2 separate regions of the Homo sapiens genome follow, and region 1 is linked to region 2. A link is a loop called in an ENCODE intact Hi-C map of the cell type or tissue named here. Cell type or tissue: pancreas. All regions are shown on one strand. Links, peaks and the distances in the headings refer to the core of each region. The heading gives the core; the rest is flanking DNA. Region 1 overlaps NEPRO-AS1 (NEPRO antisense RNA 1). Region 2 overlaps BOC (BOC cell adhesion associated, oncogene regulated).

Region 1 (12,520 bases), core at 3,648-8,647, 230 kb before region 2:
TTTATTACAGAAAGTATGAAGATACATCGCAAGGGTGCAATGGGCAGCACAGCAGAGAAGGGGCTGTCTGCAAAGAGGCAGGGGCTGGAGGAAAGTTTTATAGGGTTGTGCTGGAAGGGATATGTGTAAAACGAGGTCATACTGCTGGGGCTACGTGCAGAGTGAGGTAGTTGTACCAGCAGTTGTTTGTGGTTAGCTGTCTCAGAACAATTGTTCTCCCCGACATGGGACCCCTTCTCCATTGTTGCTTACTCATCTTAACAGGACTCCACAGTGCTCACATTTTATTAAATGAATAAAGAAGATAATAAAACTGGTTATATATGATGACTCCAAGTTGGGAAAGGGGCAAATAGGGATGTGTACCCAGAGTAAAAAATGATGCTAAGATATTAATAATAGTTATTTCCAGTTAGTAGGAATACAGAAGAGTTTTATTTTCTATTCTTTTAATTTTCTGAATTGTTCAGTGAACATAAATTACCTCTATAAGATGACATTATTTTTTAAATGTTAAAATATCTCAGTGATAAACACAAAGTGGTCATTTAGCAAGGATCATTGTTGACAATCCATCTCCTATCTCAACTCCTAGAACCTCATAGAAACATAGAGAAGAAACACCTGTTGATAGCAATCTATTTTCTGAGGTATTCAGAGGCCAGCATGCAATTTAACACAATCCCTAATTTACAAAAGCTATTTCTAAGTCCATTGTTTGAAGCTGAATGCATTCTCTGACAAAATTAATGTAAAGGATGATGTTAAAGATCCAGGGCCAGCCCACCAAAGCCACTCTACTGCAACCAGACACGATATTCCTACCAGTCATTCCATAGAGACCAACTCTGGATCCCAGAATTGCTACAGAAAAGTGCTTTCCATGGTCAAGGGCAAGATAGCAGGAGCATATCTTTCCTCATCTTGTGTTACCCTCCACCCCAACAAGCCTTGGCAGCCAAAGTGGGAGCTTTTTTTTTCCCCCACTCTAGTGCATGACTTTGAAAGATTGTAATATAGTCCATGGAAAACATTCGGCAGTCTGAAAGACTTCCCTGGGCCCACCTGTCCTCTCATGGTCAACTGGAGAACGGTCCAGAAATCCTTGAGCTCTGGAAAGCTTCCTGGTTAGTCCTTGGGGAATGCAGGTAGCTATATTGGAAGAACCTGCTCAAGTACAGTTCTTGACATCTGGGGAATCCATTAGGGGAAGATCACTTCAAACTCAATAATGAAGTCCCCACATTTCTTGGGCACTTTAGGGAGAGGGAAGTCTTCTCCAGGGGCTTTTCACTGCATGCCAGGCCTGATGACTTCCTTGAAAACGATGGGTATGGTCTTTCCGTCCAGAGTGGGATGTTCACTGTGCAGCCACACAGAGCCTTCCAAATGCTGATCCTGGCAGGATAGATGACATCAGAGCCATTTCTCTTAAAAATACTATGTGGCTTGTCCTTTAAAACAAAGACGATGTCAGCTGGAATGTTTTTAGAGGTTTGGTCTCCTTCCTTGCTTGGGGAAGGTCATTTTGGTCCCTCTTTCCACCGTGTTTTCACTTCAATGGTCCAGATCTTGTCTTGACTAGAACCAGTTTCCTCACCATGTGGAAAGTGGGAGCCGGGACTTCCTCAGCAATGAGCCTTGCCATGGTGGGGGCACGGAGGTGGAAGGGAGCTGCTTCCAGGCCTGGGGTAGGGGCTCCCACCAGGCATGGTCCTGAAGGAGACAGGTGATGGGATGTTACATTAGGATGACTAGGAAGATGCCAGGGACCCCTAGGATGGGGAAGAAATGTTTTCCTCATGTACTTTTCCCCTTGTGGAAGCAGCCATCTTAGAGACTTTGGTTCCTCTCCATCCCAAGTCCTCCATCATCCCACTTCCTTTAGTGTCCTCATCTCCAGTAACCTTCATATCGACCTCACTGCAGGCATGCACTCTCCAGCCATATCCCAAATCTTAGCATCAATCAGAGTTGTTCCTTCTCTGAAATCATGAATTCAGACATTTCCATTTCTGACAATAGTTTCCTATTTTCCAACTTTCTTACTCAAGTTACACCCTATAAATCTGATCTTAAACTGCACTGAATCACCAGTCCCCAGCACCCTTTTCTCTCTCATCAGTACCCCCACCTTCATCTTTATTTGTCCCCAGTCCATTTCTTGCCAGCATTCTCAATTCCCTCGCCCCATTGTACTTCCATGAGATTTGCCAGGCAAATGCCCAACTCTATAATAATTCTACTCTCTGAATGTTCTGGGATTCCAGAAAAAGCAGAACCCTTAGATAAGAACTCTCTCAACTTTCTGACACCAACCCTACAAACTTACTTGTCTCCCACTCATCCTGTCTTCCATTCTTTCACTTACAACAGATAAGGTGACCCTCCCCTCACCCAAGTTAAATCCTCCCATTTGCATCCTGTGTCCCAAATCCTTCTGCCTTCTCATAAGCTTCAAGCAATTAATAAGTCCCCTACTTTCTTACATCAACAATAAATTCTTTCTATTGGGTCTTTCCTATGAGTACTTAAACATTAACAGGTCTCTTCCATCTTGGAAAAAACAAACTCTTTCCACTCAAGGTTTCTCCACTTGTCCTATCTCCCTTTCCTTCCTTTCCTCCTTCCTTTCTCCTTTCAGAAAAGTAGAGAGAGATGATGAATTCCACAGCCAAACTCCTTGAAAGCCTAACTCCTACTTCACCAAATACTCACCCTTCTACCAATTGCAATTTAGTTTCTAAATACTAATATTACAAGATCAGTCAGCATACCAGCAAAAAGCAGAATTCATCCCACATGGTTCAAGGGAAGAAGCTGCTTACAGAGATATAGGCAGGATGAAGGCATCAAAAATGGAATCGTGAGGCACTCCAAGCGCAGTGACAGTAGGAAGCCATTATCATTCCTAGGGCCAAAGAGACAAGAGGAGGAAATAGAACAGTAAGAGTGAGAACCGGGGAGAAGAGGACACCTGGTAGGAATTGATGTCAAGGAGTGGTGGACTTACTGCCTAAGATAAGACACTAAAGCTGTATGGAACTGGGGAAAAATATTCTGCTCTCTCTGTTTCATTCATCCCATCTGTCATTGCTTTCCATTGGCCAAACCCAGCTGAAAGCTAGAGGGCAAGGGAGCCTAAGTGATAAAGTCTACAGAGCTCAGCCTTCAGGGACACAGGGAAGAGGGGAGAATGGTGGATACACAGAATAACCAGAACATTCACCCACAACCTCCTTTTTATAAAAGTCAGTGTTTTGCTTGGTATTGTTGACCACTGCCTCCTTGAAATAATCTTTTCCTGTGGCATGTGTGGCAGCATATTTGGCCACTTTTCCCTCTACAGGATGCTCCTGCTCAGTTTCTTTTGCTGGTTCCTCTTCCTCTGTCCTTTCCTTTGTATTGGTGTTTTTTTGTTTTGGTTTTTTTTGTTTGTTTGTTTGTTTGTTTTACAAACTCCCAAAGCTCCATCTATAAGTTGAAAATTCACAAAGGTATACCTCTATTTCAGATTTCTTTCCTGAACTTTAGACTTCAGGGTATGTAACTAGAGCACATCTCTGTATATCTGATGATCTTGAAGCACCTCATATTCAATGTGTCTTCAGTTGAACTCACCTCCCACTCTCCTCCCTGAAAACTCACACCTCTTCGTGTATCTCACTGAATAACATTACTACCCACTCAGTTATCTAATCAATCACCCAAGCCATTCTTTTCACTGCTGATAGAATGATTTTCCAAAAATGAAAAATATGATGATTTTACTCCTTTGCTTTCACTGGCTTATTAATTCCATGATAAATCTGAACTACTTAACGTGGCTTACAAAGGTTGTGTCAAATACTTCTAGGTGTTCAGCAAGATCCATGTTCTCCTCTTATTCCTGGGTGCACAGCTGAGCTACTTTTTCTAGCCTTTCTTGAACCACATTTGGCCAAATGACTGAGTTCTAGCCAATGGATGCCATTTCCAGACCAGTGCGTTTTAAAAAACATCTGTCCCTCTTTCACACTCTCTATTTCCCCTTCAGCTGTGAGGATGAAGCCCTAGGGGATGGCAAAATCACAAGAAGGAATTATGGCCTGGAGAAAAGCCATTGCACACCAGGAACACCTGCTGGGACCATTAGGTGAACTAGGAATATATTTATTTCAAAAACTGAGTGTAAAGAGGTTAAGTAGCCCAAGGTCACATGGCAAGTATTCAACAGAGCCCAGATTTCAATCCAGATTGCCTTATACCAAAGGCTAGGTTGATATTTGTGGTGTACTGCTCTTCTTATTATACATTAAGGGTTGTATTCTATGGCTTAATTGGCTGTCTACAGCCAGTAAAAGCTTTTTAAGAAAAAGGACCATGTATGCTTGCTAATTATTGACTTTTAGTACCCAGCAGTATATCTGGCATATAATAGGTACACAATAAATATTCATCAAGCCAGGTGTGGTGGCTCACACCTGTAATCCCAGCACTTTGGGAGGCTGAGGTGGGCAGATCACCTGAGGTCAGGAGTTCAAGACCAGCCTGGCCAACATGGTGAAACCCCCGTCTCTACTAAAAATACAAAAATCAGCTGGGCATGGTGTCACGTGCCTGTAATCCCAGCTACTCGGAGGCTGAGGCAAGATAATTGCTTGAACCCAGGAGGCAGAAGTTGCAGTAAGCTGAGATCACAACACTGCACTCCAGCCTGGGCAACAGAGTGAGACTCCGTCTCAAAAAAAAAAAAGAAATTCATCAAAAGCTGTGATCTGAATATTATATCCTCCAAAATCCTTACGTTGAAATCCTAACCTCCAAGGTGATGATATTAGGAGGTGGGCCTTTGGGGAGGTAACTAGGTCACAAAGGTAAGAGCCCTCATGAATGGAATTGGTGCCGTTGTAAGATAGACCCAAGGTAGCTCATTAGCCCCTTTCACCTTTTGGGGACACAGTGAGAAGGCACCAACTATGAAGCAGGAAATGAACCCTGGCACCAACTATGAAGCAGGAAATGAACCCTCCCCAGATACCAAATCTGTGGGCAGCTTGATCTTGGACTTCCCAGCCTCCAGAACTGTACGAAATAAATATTTGTTGCTTATGAGCCACCCAGTTTATGGTATTTTTGTTGTAGCAGCCCGAATGGAGTATGACATGAAATGAGTAGCATTGGTGACTTAAGGAGAATATAGTGACAGGGAGAGCCAATAAAACAGTTATTCCTCCTCTCTTGTTTTACTGTTTTTGGCTTGGTGAGAGAAGAGTATTTTGAGGAAAAAGGCAGAAATCTCATGTGTAAAGGGCAGAGGTAAATCAAGAATTGACAGTATCTGAAATGTTATGAACTCTCACATTTCAAAAGACGCCTGAAAGACAGAAAGTCATTTACATGGCATTTAGGAGCTGTCTATAGCTTCTTTTTTTTTTTTTTTTAATTGATCATTCTTGGGTGTTTCTCGCAGAGGGGGATTTGGCAGGGTCACAGGACAATAGTGGAGGGAATGTCAGCAGATAAACAAGTGAACAAAGGTCTCTGGTTTTCCTAGGCAGAGGACCCTGCGGCCTTTCGCAGTGTTTGTGTCCCTGGGTACTTGAGATTAGGGAGTGGCGATGACTCTTAACGAGCATGCTGCCTTCAAGTATCTGTTTAACAAAGCACATCTTGCACCACCCTTAATCCATTCAACCCTGAGTGGACACAGCACATGTTTCAGAGAGCACAGGGTTGGGGGTAAGGTCACAGATCAACAGGATCCCAAGGCAGAAGAATTTTTCTTAGTACAGAACAAAATGAAAAGTCTCCCATGTCTACCTCTTTCTACATAGACTCGGCAACCATCCGATTTCTCAATCTTTTCCCCACCTTTCCCCCTTTTCTATTCCACAAAACCGCCATTGTCATCATGGCCCGTTCTCAATGAGCTGTTGGGTACACCTCCCAGACGGGGTGGCGGCCGGGCAGAGGGGCTCCTCACTTCCCAGTAGGGGCGGCCGGGCAGAGGCGCCCCTCACCTCCCGGATGGGGCGGCTGGCCGGGCAGGGGGCTGACCCCCCCAACTCCCTCCCAGACGGGGCGGCTGGCTGGGCGGGGGGCTGACCCCCCACCTCCCTCCCGGACGGGGCTGCTGGCTGGGCAGAGGGGCTCCTCACTTCCCAGTAGGGGCAGCCAGGCAGAGGCACCCCTCACCTCCCGGATGGGGCGGCTGGCCGGGCGGGGGGTGACCCCCCAACCTCCCTCCCGGACGGGGCGGCTGGCCGGGCGGGGGGCTGACCTCCCCACCTCCCTCCCGGACGGGGCTGCTGGCCGGGCGGGGGGCTGACCCCCCCACCTCCCTCCCGGACGGGGCAGCTGGCCAGGCAGAGGGGCTCCTCTCTTCCCAGTAGAGGCGGCCGGGCAGAGGCGCCCCTCACCTCCTGGACGGGGCTGCTGGCCGGGCGGGGGGCTGACCCCCCCCACCTCCCTCCCGGATGGGGCGGCTGGCCGGGCGGGGGGCTGACCCCCCCACCTCCCTTCCGGACGGGGCGGCTGCCGGGCGGAGACGCTCCTCACTTCACAGACGGGGTGGCTGCCGGGCGGAGGGGCTCCTCACTTCTCAGACGGTGTGGCTGCCGGGCGGAGGGGCTTCTCACTTCTCAGACGGGGTGGTTGCCAGGCAGAGGGTCTCCTCACTTCTCAGACGGGGCGGCCGGGCAGAAACGCTCCTCACATCCCAGATGGGGCGGCAGGGCAGAGGCGCTCCCCACATCTCAGACGATGGGCGGCCGGGCAGAGACGCTCCTCACTTCCTAGATGGGATGGCGGCCGGGCAGAGACGCACCTCACTTTCCAGACTGGGCAGCCAGGCAGAGAGGCTCCTCACATCCCAGACGATGGGCGGCCAGGCAGAGACGCTCCTCACTTCCCAGACGGGGTGGCGGCCGGGCAGAGGCTGCAATCTCGGCACTTTGGGGGGCCAAGGCAGGCAGCTGGGAGGTGGAGGTTGTAGCGAGCCGAGATCACGCCACTGCACTCCAGCCTGGGCACCATTGAGCACTGAGTGAACGCAACTCCGTCTGCCATCCCGGCACCTCGGGAGGCCGAGGCTGGCGGATCACTCGCGGTTAGGAGCTGGAGACCAGCCCGGCCAACACAGCGAAACCCCATCTCCACCAAAAAAATACGAAAACCAGTCAGGCGTGGCGGCGCGCCTGCAATCGCAGGCACTCGGCAGGCTGAGGCAGGAGAATCAGGCAGGGAGGTTGCAGTGAGCCGAGATGGCAGCAGTACAGTCCAGCTTCGGCTCGGCATCAGAGGAAGACCGTGGCAAGAGAGGGAGAGGGAGACCGTGGGGAGACGGAGAGGGAGAGGGAGAGGGAGAGGGAGAGGGACTATAGCTTCTTTTCCCAAGAAAAATTATACCTAAGGAAGAAATTTCCAAATTTCTGCCATGTAGAATGATTTTACATCCAAATCTTGTTCACACTTTAATTTCTAGTTCAGAAAAGTCCCTTGTTTCACCTGCTCTCAAAACTGGAACTGGAAGTAATCTCTTTCATCTCTGAATTCTTTTTTTTTTTTTTTTTTTTTTTTGAGACGAGTCTCACACTGTAGCCCAGGCTGGAGTGCAGTGGTGTGATCTTGGCTCACTGCAACCTCAGCCTCCCGGGTTCAAGAGATTCTCCTGCCTCAGCCTCCTGAGTAGCTGGGATTACAGGTACGTGTTACCATGCCCTGCTAATTTTTGTATCTTTAGCAGAGATGGGGTTTTACCCTGTTGGCCAGGCTGGTCTCGAACTCCTGGCCTCAAGTGATCCACCCGCCTCGGCCTCCCAAAGTGCTAGGATTACAGGCATGAGCCACCGCACCCAGCCCTCATCTCTGAATTCTGATCTCGTTTTACCTCTACCTCTCTTGTGAGCTGCCCATGGTCTGCCTTGTTCTCAAGACATTTACTCTCAGCTCTGTAAGCACCTTCATGCAGGTGATGAATTCATCTTCCATAGTGCTGGCATGTGGGTGCTCAGGGAATACTTGTTGAATAAAAACCAAATGAATTAACTCATGAATAAAAAATCCTTCCTATAGGAACCTATCACTAACCTGGCATTAAGAATTTCTTAATTCAGACTGAGTGCAGTGGCTCACGCCTGTAATCCCAGAACTTTGGGAGGCCGAGGCAGGCAGATCACCTGAGGTCGGGAGTTTGAGACCAGCCTGACCAACATGGAGAAACCCCATATCTACTGAAAATACACAAAAATTAGCCAGGCGTGATGGCGCATGCCTATAATTCCAGCTACTCTGGAGGCTGAGGCAGGAGAATCGCTTGAACCTGGGAGGTAGAGGTTGCGGTGAGCCAAGATCATGCCATTGCACTCCAGCCTGGGCAAAAAGAGCGAAATTCCATCTCAAAAAAATAAAAATTTTAAAAAAAAGAAGAATTTCTTAATTCAAAAAGCACAACAGCTCTAGAGGGCACTGGAACGCATTTGAAAGATCAGTCATACACTGATGCATAATGTGTTAATATCTCATTCTAGTCTCCAAAATTTTTCCTTGATTCTAAGAAGAGTAGTAGTAGATTTTAATTAAAATTGCATGCTTCTACCTGGATATACTTTTTGAGAATTTTCTCATGTTTAGAGCTTAAAAAATAAGCGTATTCTCTTGAAATGTAACTTGTATGCAAAAGTCTTAAGAAGACAGCCTCTCCTAGGGTTTTTATGGTTTTAGGTCTAACGTTTAAGTCTTTAATCCATCTTGAATTAATTTTTGTATAAGGTGTAAGGAAAGGATCCAGTTTCAGCTTTCTACATATGGCTAGCCAGTTTTCCCAGCACCATTTATTAAATAGGGAATCCTTTCCCCATTGCTTGTTTTTCTCAGGTTTGTCAAAGATCAGATAGTTGTAGATACGCAGCGTTATTTCTGAGGGCTCTGTTCTGTTCCATTGATCTATATCTCTGTTTTGGTACCAGTACCATGCTGTTTTGGTTACTGTAGCCTTGTAGTATAGTTTGAAGTCAGGTAGTGTGATGCCTCCAGCTTTGTTCTTTTGGCTTAGGATTGACTTGGCGATGTGGGCTCTTTTTTGGTTCCATATGAACTTTAAAGTAGTTTTTTCCAATTCTGTGAAGAAAGTCATTGGTAGCTTGATGGGGATGGCATTGAATCTATAAATTACCTTGGGCAGTATGGCCATTTTCACGATATTGATTCTTCCTACCCATGAGCATGGAATGTTCTTCCATTTGTTTGTATCCTCTTTTATTTCCTTGAGCAGCGGTTTGTAGTTCTCCTTGAAGAGGTCCTTCACATCCCATGTAAGTTGGATTCCTAGGTATTTTATTCTCTTTGAAGCAATTGTGAATGGGAGTTCACTCATGATTTGGCTCTCTGTTTGTCTGTTATTGGTGTATAAGAATGCTTGTGATTTTTGCACATTGATTTTGTATCCTGAGACTTTGCTGAAGTTGCTTATCAGCTTAAGGAGATTTTGGGCTGAGACAATGGGGTTTTCTAGATATACAATCATGTCATCTTCAAACAGGCATTACCATTCAGGACATAGGCATGGGCAAGGACTTCATGTCTAAAACACCAAAAGCAATGGCAACAAAAGCCAAAATTGACGAATGGGGTCTAATTAAACTAAAGAGCTTCTGCACAGCAAAAGAAACTACCATCAGAGTGAACAGGAAACCTACAAAATGGGAGAAAATTTTCGCAACCTACTCATCTGACAAAGGGCTAATATCCAGAATCTACAATGAACTCAAACAAATTTACAAGAAAAAAACAAACAACCCCATCAAAAAGTGGGCAAAGGATATGAACAGACACTTCTCAAAAGAAGACATTTATGCAGCCAAAAAAACACATGAAAAAATGCTCACCATCACTGGCCATCAAAGAAATGCAAATGAAAACCACAATGAGATACCATCTCACACCAGTTAGAATGGCAATCATTAAAAAGTCAGGAAACAACAGGTGCTGGAGAGGATGTGGAGAAATAGGAACACTTTTACACTGTTGGTGGGACTGTAAACTAGTTCAACCATTGTGGAAGTCAGTGTGGCGATTCCTCAGGGATCTAGAACTAGAAATACCATTTGACCCAGCCATCCCATTACTGGGTATATACCCAAAGGACTATAAATCATGCTGCTATAAAGACACGTGCACATGTATGTTTATTGTGGCACTATTCACAATAGCAAAGACTTGGAACCAACCCAAATGTCCAACAAGGATAGAATGGATTAAGAAAATGTGGCACATATACACCATGGAATACTATGCAGCCATAAAAAATGATGAGTTCATGTCCTTTGTAGGGACATGGATGAAATTGGAAATAATCATTCTCAGTAAACTATCGCAACAAGGACAAAAAACCAAGCACCACATGTTCTCACTCATAGGTGGGAATTGAACAATGAGAACACATGGACACAGGAAGGGGAACATCACACTCTGGGGACTGTTGTGGGGTGGGGGAAAGAGGGAGGGATAGCATTAGGAGATATACCTAATGCTAAATGACGAGTTAATGGGTGCAGCACACCAGCATGGCACATGTATACATATGTAACTAACCTGCACATTGTGCACATGTACCCTAAAACTTAAAGTATAATAATAATAAAATAAAAAAATAAAAAAAGAAGCCTCTCATTTGAATCAAAGACTCAGAAGGCATAAGACTAATACGTTTTATTTAAACTTCTGAAATGAATTTTGGTTTGGAATTAGATCTGAATATATAGGTCTAAACCCTAGTTTAGAGTCTTGAGTGTTTTAAGAATTAGAATTTTCCTGGGTCACATGCTGACTTTCACTTTCTGGAAATGTTTTAAAATGAGCGTACAAGAATTTTATAATGATCTCAAAATACACAAAATGATTGTTCACGAAAAGGAAGAGCAAGTGTGGAGAAATGAGAAACCAGTTCGCAGCAAACAGAAATAAAAAGGGGATGGAATTAAAACTTCTCTTGCTGAGAAATCAGATTCTCATAGAACAACCGTTCCAACTCCATTCATTTAGATGAACTCCGTTCATTTAGATAATAGCTTGAAGTGTAATTATTCCCCGTGGACCTTTGCGCTGACACTTCACAGCATTTGCCTCAGAGATCAGTCGTTATGGCTTGTTCAATACCCGTTTTCTCCACCAGAGGGCAGCAAGAGGCCGCACCAAGATTACTCTCTAAATGAGTCATTCTGGCTTCAGTGAGAAGCCACGTGGAGGAACCTACTACGTTGCAGCCCTCCTCTGCAAACCAAGATCCGCAACCTCAGACAGAATGGAGACAAATCGCCTTATCCCTGGCAGAAGATTTTCAGATAATCGGAGAAACGTCTCACAGGCAAATGCACATGATTTCAAGGCTTGCCCTCTGAAGAAGGAGTCAGTGGTGGTTTTGGACAGGAATGGCATCACTTAAATGTATTTTCAAGGAGCAGAGTCACCTGATGCTGAGAACGGCTAGACTAAAAAAAAAAAAAGAAAGAAAAAAAGTTGATAGGTACTCGAATGTGTTTTATCTGCGTTAAATACGAAATGCCCAAGAATGGGACTTGGAGAAAATGAAATCATTATTTCTACTCTTTGACAGCCTTGAGACAAAATTTCCAAGTCAAATTTATAAGGCCTCGGATTTGGTTGCTTGTTTTGCTTTCTTCTGTCTTGCCAGTTACCTCCTGAGAGTTGGGCAAAGATCAGTAAGATCCCTTTGCTGTGGCTGCCAGCAAGTCTGTGCCTGATTTGACGAGATTCTGAAAAGGTACCAGTGCCTCCTCCCTCCAAGGCCTCTCGTGGAACATAACACCCTAGAACTATGCCAAGAGACAGAGCCAAGCCACATTTCAGTGTCTGCTGCTGCACCAAGCTCTGAGCAGAGGCCATCTTTTCTGCTCAAGAAGTTGTTACTGAATTCTTTCAAGTGCTTGCTTTGGGGACAAAAATGATCAAGAAAGATAGTCTCTGTACAACCAACATTTCCAGGAAACCCATTATTTGTGCATTATCTGTATACTCACAAACACACATAAGCACATGCACACATGCCAAGACACAAAAAGTTTTCAGTTAAGAGAGTCATGTTCCTAAAAGCTTTATCTTTTACACCAGTATTTATTGCTGTCTATCTTCATAAGGTCTACTGTGGGAGATGCTGGCATAGAAAGAACTTTGCCTCAGGAATATACGAGAAAACATAATCAGGGCAGAAAGCAGAGGTATTCAAATAACAAGGTCCTAAAGTGTGTTGCAGCTGATACATGAACTCACATCTAACTCAGGTCAACTCTGGGATAAAAATGAGCATCGAACAGTCTCCTCCCACAAGTATGTAGGCACCATGAGAACAGCAATGTTTAGTTTCTTGTTCCATCCTAAGTGCCCGGAACATTTCTGATGCTCAATTAATGTTTGCCAAATAACAAAAACACTTAGGGAATGTACCATATCAGAGACAAACATACCGTCTCTCAGTAAGTCCCTCCAGCATTAACACAGATTGTGATTTCTTTAGGTTGACACT
Region 2 (8,373 bases), core at 48-5,047:
CTAACTACATCCCTCCCAGCCCATCTGGCCCTGGGACAGAAAGACACAGCCCTTCTCACCCTGCTCTGGTTTCCTGGCAGAACCCCCTGAGGTCACCATGGAGCTATCCCAGCTGGTCATCCCCTGGGGCCAGAGTGCCAAGCTTACCTGTGAGGTGCGTGGGAACCCCCCGCCCTCCGTGCTGTGGCTGAGGAATGCTGTGCCCCTCATCTCCAGCCAGCGCCTCCGGCTCTCCCGCAGGGCCCTGCGCGTGCTCAGCATGGGGCCTGAGGACGAAGGCGTCTACCAGTGCATGGCCGAGAACGAGGTTGGGAGCGCCCATGCCGTAGTCCAGCTGCGGACCTCCAGGCCAAGTGAGTGTAGCCCAGGGGTCTGAGATTCCAGCTGATGATTCACTGAATCCTTTTCTCAAATGAAATCTAACTTGGAACCCCAGTATATAAGATAGAAAAAAGTAGCTTTTAGTTGTAAGCTCAAATTTATATGAACTTAATAAATCTGAAGTACAGATTTTCACTAATGAAAATAACCCATTTAATTGCTGTATTTTAAAAAAATATTTCTGTGGAACCCAGTTTGACAACCACCACTCTAGTGCTTTGGTAAAGAAAAGCCAGTCTGTCCTTCTCAGCAAGCTTCATTCCAGTTGGGGCCTATGCCAGCTGAGCAGTGACCATGCTCAACCTAGGGAGAGGTAATGGGGATGCAGAGCAACAGGGCAAAGACCCTGCCCTCGAGAACTCCCCTATGGAGACGAAACTTACCAGGGAAACAACTTGAGAAAAATACAGCAATGAATATAATACGATGCTAAGTCAGCATTATCGGGTGCCCATGTCCTGTGGTGGGGAAGGTCAGGTAGAGGAGAGACAGGTGCTGGCAGATTCTGTGGAAACCTCCTGAAGGAAGCACTGCCCCTCCTGGCCTCACAGACTCTCAGAGGACATTCCCAGTTGCGTTCATATCTCATATTCAGTAGGAAAAGGCCCACATGGTGCCGTGGTGTTAAAATTCCACCATGAAGGGACATGTCCCCACCTCCAGCCTAGACCGAGAAGGAAGGCGCAGGGTTCCTGGGCCTCGGGAGAAAATTGAGTTAGTTCACTGGAGATGCACCTCACGTGGATTCAGGAGTTTGCTTGCCATACCCAAGCCACCCCTGAGCCCTGGCCAGGCAGGCCAGCCTGCCTTTTCCTTCTGGCAGGACAGGGACACCAGCGCTGTCTTCCACGGAGCCTGGCTGGGCAGCACAGAGTGGGTGGCGGTACAGCTGATGGTGGGCCCAGGTTGCCTCTCTGTCTTCTTTCTGTTTTCTCCCCAGGAACAACAGCTCAGCAGGTAAACCAGGAGACTAACCTTTCCTTCTGCTTCCTGTTGGTCCTCCAGGCATAACCCCAAGGCTATGGCAGGATGCTGAGCTGGCTACTGGCACACCTCCTGTATCACCCTCCAAACTCGGCAACCCTGAGCAGATGCTGAGGGGGCAACCGGCGCTCCCCAGACCCCCAACGTCAGTGGGGCCTGCTTCCCCGCAGTGTCCAGGAGAGAAGGGGCAGGGGGCTCCCGCCGAGGCTCCCATCATCCTCAGCTCGCCCCGCACCTCCAAGACAGACTCATATGAACTGGTGTGGCGGCCTCGGCATGAGGGCAGTGGCCGGGCGCCAATCCTCTACTATGTGGTGAAACACCGCAAGGTATGGCCCTGGTGTGGGGCTGCTGCCTCCCCTGCACAGCCTTTCCAGCAAGGCTGAGCAGAGTCACTGTCTCTTGGCCATCTCCCCTTGAGCTCCTGAAGCCTGAGCCGGTAATCCCCACCACTAAACAGGCCCTTCTGTCTCCTCCAGTGTCCATCCCTGCCACCTCCCAGGAAGCTGGTTGTAAGATGGGTGTGTGGGACCCTGGAAGGCCCAGGAAAAAGCCTTGTGCGTGCATCCAGTACTAAGCTCTATGCACTCAATTCCCAGAAGCTCACACTGGCTTCTAGTCCCTGAGGAGACCGTGAACAGTCTCCCTGGTAACCATCACCCTCCTTCTTGCTTTCCTCTGTCGTTAGTTGTTGATGTTACATTTTGGTTTTTTATGAAAGTAAGCCGTGCTGGGTACATACCTGCAGGAACCCTGGCATGGTAAGCCAGCTGTAATGCCAGGAAAACAAATATTTGTGAACAAGTGTTTTCTCTGTAGGCTGTGAAACACCCGCTCAGTTCTCAGAATCTGTCATGGCTTGGGTTGGACAAGCAGGCATTTGAGCTCAAAGCACATCATGTTGTTCAGACCTCAGCTGTTTCTCCTTGACAGAAGGAAGTCTGTCCAGGTGAATGCTTCAGGAGCTGTCAGGGAGGGAGTCTCGGGCTCTGACAGGATGCGGGGGCAGAGCCCAGCCAGGCCTATGCTCCTGGACACTGTGTCCTGTGAGGCAGGGCAGGGTCCCCAGGCCGCCACTCTCGCTCAAGGCCGTGCTCTTACCTGCCGTTACCCCACAGGGATGAGGACATGAAATTCCCTGTAAGAAAATGTCCTTGAAAATGTTTTTGTTCACTCCAAGTATATGCCATTTTCTTTCTAAGGCCATTTGATAGTAGAAAACTATTATTCTTAAATGGTTTTTTAAAAATTGTATGTGATAAAAGCATATACATGCTGATTTTGCTTATAAAAATGCTATGTGCACTTGATGGAAAGCATATGAATGTGGAATTAAAAGTCTTTCTCCACTCCTCCCCACCTCCACAAACAAGCAAGAAAACAGAACCAACCCTGCACAGTGGAGAGCGCTAGCTGTGCGGAAGCTGTTTCCCTGCCTTGGAGCCCTGGCCCCTGACTCCTTCTATTCTGTTTTTTTCCCCTTACATGCTCTCCTAGAAGTCCTTGGGTCAGGACAAGTCCACAGAGACCCTGGGGTTGTCAGAAAGACACCTAAGGCAGAGCACCCCCTATGCTCCCTCTGCTGCCTCCCCAGAGGCAGGGGGACGGGGCGAGCAGTTTCTCATTAGCCCTCCACCTGCTGGCCTCTTCATAGGCAGCCAGCAAAGCGGGTGAATGAGTTTTTAACAAAAAGCAGCATTGTTCACATGTTGTAGGGCAGGGCTGGTCCTAATCCTATTTCCCCATGTAACTGGACACCTCCATCTCAGAGTTGTAGACAAAGATCAGGGCAGGCCAAACGCCCATGGTTCCCAGGAGACAAAACCCAGCATGAGAGCAAGACTAATATTTTTCAGGCCAATAGGTGGCCGTGAAGCAGCCTCGCAGAAGAGGCAGATTGGCAAAGGCCATGCCGTGGTGATCCGGAAATGCCAGGCTCAGGCCGCATTCACCCCCTCAGTGTGTGTGACAGTGACTAATTACCCTTCTATTTCTTATTTTCATTTCTGGGCCCAGTGGAAGTGTGAGGCCAGTGCTGGGAGGGCAGGGTACATGGGGCGCAGGGGAAGTGAGAGTCCGGACAGGCCCCTGCTGCGTCTGGCTTCTCTCAGGCTCCAGCCTGGGGTCTCCTCAGCCTGGGGTTGCCAAGGCAGAAGTTCTGGCTTGAAAGCAGTTCCTCTCTTACGGAACTAACAAGTCTTAAAGATCACCCGAGAAAGAATTTGAAATCGAAAGTCAGCATTCGGGCTGTGTTTTTTCATCCCCCTTCTCTTGCTGGGGATTGGGAATCATTCAGCTAATTTTCACTGTTTCACATCCATGAAGCAAGTTTCATTTCCTGGTGCATCTGCAGACCCTGGGCTACTGTGTTTGGGTTTCCAGCACCACTGGGGAGTCTCAGTTTGTAAAAACGTCTCCCCTTGGAACAAATCCTGGAAGCCTGACAATGAGCCCAGACCATTCCTGTGCCTTGAATGGTAGGTTTTGTTCGACTTTGGAATATTCTGCTCAGAGAGAAGAGCTTTTCCTTACAGCTGTTTTCTTCCTTCAGCAAACCACAACTTGAGGCTCCAGCAGGTTCTCTGGGGTGTAGAGTTGGCAGTAAAGTCTGTTGTCCCGAAAGGTGGCGCGGCAAAGATGAGCAGCCTCTCAGCATCACCTGTTGGGGAGCCTGGAGCTCCCTTACTTTTTCCTTTAAAGAGCTAGGAATTTGAAGCTATTAAAGATTAATCCATCACAGTCACAATTCATCCACAGTTTTTAAGTTCTGAGCAAGGACTGAAGGCAGGAGCGGAAACAAAGAGGATTGAAATGATAGAAACTGCACTGGGCTGAGGATGTGGAGAGGGGTCTAGAGAGGCCAGGCATTTGCTGGGCATCTACTGTGCACCAAGCTCACTGTGGGGCACTTTATACAACTTCTCTCATTTAATCTTCAGAATAACCTGAGAGAGTTTATTTGCCTCATTGGTGAAATGCAGAGCTGAAGGGTCAGAGAGTTAGGGGACTTGCTCTGAGTTACACAACCGGGATTTGAACCCAGGACTTTGGATCCCAGACTCTTCTTCCCAGGATAGGGTGCAATGATGGGCATGCTCTTTGGAGTCAAGTCACCGTTTTGGTGCTCACTAGCCGTGTGGCCTTGAGCAAATTGCTCATTTCTCTAAACCTTAGTCTCCCTATTTGTGAAGTGGAAACAATATTAACACCAATCTTTTGGGCTATTTTGAGGAAAAGGAAGTAGCACCTATAAACTGCTTAGTTCCATGCATAGCACAGAGCAAGTGCTTAGCGAATGTTGCTATTTTAATGGGTGCTGATACTTTCGTTACCTTTCTCATCATTGTGTCTCATTAGAATATAAGCAGAGGGAACTGCATTTGGTTTACATACAGAAGGAGAAAGAAAACAAAACATGGAGATTCTTTGAAATACAGGGAGAGAAGGTCTTTGGAGGAGTTCTCAGCAATATCAGTCAGGCTGTCTGACTTCCCCCACTGAGGTTTCTTTGATGAGATCATTAGACGAGGGATCAGGGAGCCTGACTTGAATGTCCCAGTGAGGTTGGTGTCCCATAGCCAGGGGGGCCAGTCCGAGGCTGTGCCACCCTAACCCCAACCTGGCTTATCGTCCTTCCCCTTCTCCTGCCCTCTTGGGCTCAGCGCTGCTTTCTTTGTAAACCATAGCCCACTCGTAGCCCGAGGCTGAGATGCCGGTCTTTATACCAGCTACCTTCTCCAGCAGGTCACAAATTCCTCTGACGATTGGACCATCTCTGGCATTCCAGCCAACCAGCACCGCCTGACCCTCACCAGACTTGACCCCGGGAGCTTGTATGAAGTGGAGATGGCAGCTTACAACTGTGCGGGAGAGGGCCAGACAGCCATGGTCACCTTCCGAACTGGTGAGAGTCAAACATTGCCCCTTGCTTAGGGTTTCCGTGGGTCTAAGCAAGTTCCACTGGCCCAGGTGAGAATTCCTGCTCACCTTGCCCCAGCTGTTCACCTTGAACTTCATCTTTCCTTCCAGCTACTGCCTCCTTGTGGTTTGTGTGCTAGGCTGAGGTCCCAGCTCTCATCAGGAGAGTAGCCAGCCGGCCTCTCTGGCACCCCTTCATCCCTCTCTCACACAGGGGCCAGCAATAGTACCACAACAGAACCAGTCTCGGCCGAGGCTGAGCCCACACCCTCAGTGCCCCGGATGCTTATTTGCATCACTTTGTCATGCCGCTTAGCAGAGTCTCAGGCAAAAAGGACTCTGTGGGAGGGAGATCTCATGCCTGCTTCCTCCCTTGCTGACTACAACCCATTTCCACCCAGGACGGCGGCCCAAACCCGAGATCATGGCCAGCAAAGAGCAGCAGATCCAGAGAGACGACCCTGGAGCCAGTCCCCAGAGCAGCAGCCAGCCAGACCACGGCCGCCTCTCCCGTAAGCCGCTAGCAGCAGGGACGGACGCGCAGTCAGGACTGGAACTGCCTCAGAGGCCTGTTCCCATGGCTGAATGGGGTCTTGCTTCTGTAGGTCCAGGGTTTTTATGACATCTCCCAGTTAACCACAATGAGGAAATGTAGTTTGGAGCTTTTTAAATAAAAGGCTGGCATTGATGCTGGGATTGCTCACTGGGTGCATCCAGAGAGCAGCAGAGGCCAGAGCTGTGGTCCTTGGGCCTCCACACTCTGGCTTTGCAGAAGGATAGCATAAGGGGTCTTAGCTCAAAGCCCAGGCAGCCGTGGGGAGGTCTGATGTGAACACCAGTGGGTGGAGGGCTGTGGGGAGGAGCGGGCCCGTCAGGAGCAGGCCAGGCCCAGTGGGCATACAGCGTCATCTCACCCTGCTTCCTTCCTCACGTCATCTCACCCTGCTTCCTTCCTCACTGGATACGGTCTTTCCCAGCCCCAGAAGCTCCCGACAGGCCCACCATCTCCACGGCCTCCGAGACCTCAGTGTACGTGACCTGGATTCCCCGTGGGAATGGTGGGTTCCCAATCCAGTCCTTCCGTGTGGAGTACAAGAAGCTAAAGAAAGTGGGAGACTGGATTCTGGCCACCAGCGCCATCCCCCCATCGCGGCTGTCCGTGGAGATCACGGGCCTAGAGAAAGGTAGGGGCCTGGCCACACCGTGGCCTTGGCCTGATCCCCCAGCTGCCCCTTTCCGCCTGGAGGAGGATGACGAGCCTGGGATCCCCTTCTCTCGGCCCAGGCCCCCACCCACCAGCATGCCTCCATGTTGCTGTCTGTGGTGTTTACCACAGTCCTAAAGCCTTCTGCCTCCCTCCAGAAGAGCATCCAGAGCCATCTCCCCTGCAGCTCAGCTCTGACAGTGGCGGGTGTTCTTGTGAGGCCTTTGAGAACTTGCTTTGGGGAAGGGCTGCCCAGAAGACCCCTCCAGGTCCTGGGCCTTGAAAGGCCATGGGAGAATCAGAAGGTATTTCCCAGCTCCTGAGTTCAGTGAGTGTCCCTCTCACCAGGCACCTCCTACAAGTTTCGAGTCCGGGCTCTGAACATGCTGGGGGAGAGCGAGCCCAGCGCCCCCTCTCGGCCCTACGTGGTGTCGGGCTACAGCGGTCGCGTGTACGAGAGGCCCGTGGCAGGTCCTTATATCACCTTCACGGATGCGGTCAATGAGACCACCATCATGCTCAAGTGGATGGTAAGCGGGCCTGGCCGTGGACTGCAGTGGAAGACGGCCTCCCCTAAATGCCCTTCCCTGTGAGCCTGGGGATTAGACTCCCCCGAACAGGGCACCTGAAAGCTTCATCAGTGGAATTTGGGAGGCTCTTAGTGGCTGGAGCTGCTCTAGTGGTCTCCTGTTGATTCTGGTGCCTTGACCTGGTAGACCTCACCCTCCTTCCTGCCCTTCCCCTGACACCACAGGGGATCCCAACACAACTGTTCAGGGCCCCTTCTCAGCCACAGGGGCCCCTCACATGTCCAGGGAGATCAGAAGCAATTGAAGTCTTTGGAGAAATGGCAATTTGTTTCTTCTCTTCAAAAGCTTAGGGACCTCTAGGCTAAATAAAATAATGAGTAATCTTTACAACATTTTTCAGAGAACCTCAGGGATATCATTAGAAATCTTTGCCAGGGGTCCCAAGTGAAATTCAAACTCTGGACTGGGGTAGAACCTTCATACACCAGTGGTTTTGCTTTGATGATGTTTTCTCTGCCCATTGTCAACTTGTTTCTTCTCCATTCCCTATAGTACATCCCAGCAAGTAACAACAACACCCCAATCCATGGCTTTTATATCTATTATCGACCCACAGACAGTGACAATGATAGTGACTACAAGAAGGATATGGTGGAAGGTGAGACACAGTTCTGTGTTTATAGCTTCTGCGTGATATAGTTTCCTCCGCTGGCATGGGGGACAAGGTATTGGTGAAATCTGGTGAAGCATAAACCTGCATCTGGTGTGACACGAAGCTCTAAGCTCCGTGTCATTGACTCATTCATAATACCCTTGAAGCTGTCAACTTCATGAACCCATGTGATGATGGGACAACCTGGGTGGACACCTAGAACATTTCCTCCAGCGTTCCTCCACACGCCGCCCCTGTGCCAGTCAGTGGCATCCTCCCCCACACACTGCCCCAGCTGAGTCTGACTATGAGATTGGGATCAAGAAAACCATATACACATTGCCATGCACCATTCTCTGACTCTGTTTCCCAGGGGACAAGTACTGGCACTCCATCAGCCACCTGCAGCCAGAGACCTCCTACGACATTAAGATGCAGTGCTTCAATGAAGGAGGGGAGAGCGAGTTCAGCAACGTGATGATCTGTGAGACCAAAGGTGAAGCTCTTTGGGTTCTCTCTCCTGTCTTGGTGTTTCCAGCGAGGGAAGGCAGAGTCACCATTCCCTGTGCCTGTGCGGTGCTGGGCCTCTTTCCCAGGAAGACTCTTTGTTTTCCAAATACCCTCAGACTTGGTCATGTTTCACTCTCTACTCATTTGTCTGTGCCTAATACTAAATAGACCATGATGACACCTTCAAGGAACTT

What was found. Hi-C counts contacts between places; a loop is a spot of excess contacts. Peaks named below come from ENCODE experiments on the same cell type or tissue, not always from the same donor. Only the 100,000 strongest peaks of a DNase experiment are listed, where the experiment ranks them.
Region 1: it touches region 2 in a loop (5-fold over the local background); 104 of 110 quality-filtered maps call a loop at or near these places.

The regions. Positions count from the first base shown.
Region 1 is chr3:113,040,238-113,052,757 of GRCh38, forward strand. The region is part of intron 1 of NEPRO-AS1 (NEPRO antisense RNA 1); the gene reads left to right. LOLI1 (lncRNA oncogene in liver cancer 1) reads right to left here. Exons shown (of 3, transcript NR_189285.1): 3 at 10,676-11,468. It also overlaps the pseudogene DNAJB1P2. Among named protein-coding and RNA genes, the nearest start is that of RMP64, 27 kb to the left of the region's middle. RefSeq lists an enhancer at 11,287-11,466. In pancreas, for the core only: no CTCF peak of the experiment used is centred there; a DNase peak (open chromatin) is centred at 6,144.
Region 2 is chr3:113,272,989-113,281,361 of GRCh38, forward strand. It overlaps BOC (BOC cell adhesion associated, oncogene regulated), which reads left to right. Exons shown (of 20, transcript NM_001378074.1): 8 at 81-353; 9 at 1,387-1,694; 10 at 5,107-5,269; 11 at 5,685-5,795; 12 at 6,261-6,467; 13 at 6,836-7,017; 14 at 7,570-7,675; 15 at 8,043-8,165. Among named protein-coding and RNA genes, the nearest start is that of BOC, 66 kb to the left of the region's middle. RefSeq lists enhancers at 1-785, 3,027-3,126, 3,537-3,616. In pancreas, for the core only: no CTCF peak of the experiment used is centred there; DNase peaks (open chromatin) are centred at 207, 1,603, 2,413, 3,294 and 1 weaker place; H3K27ac peaks cover 3,243 bases.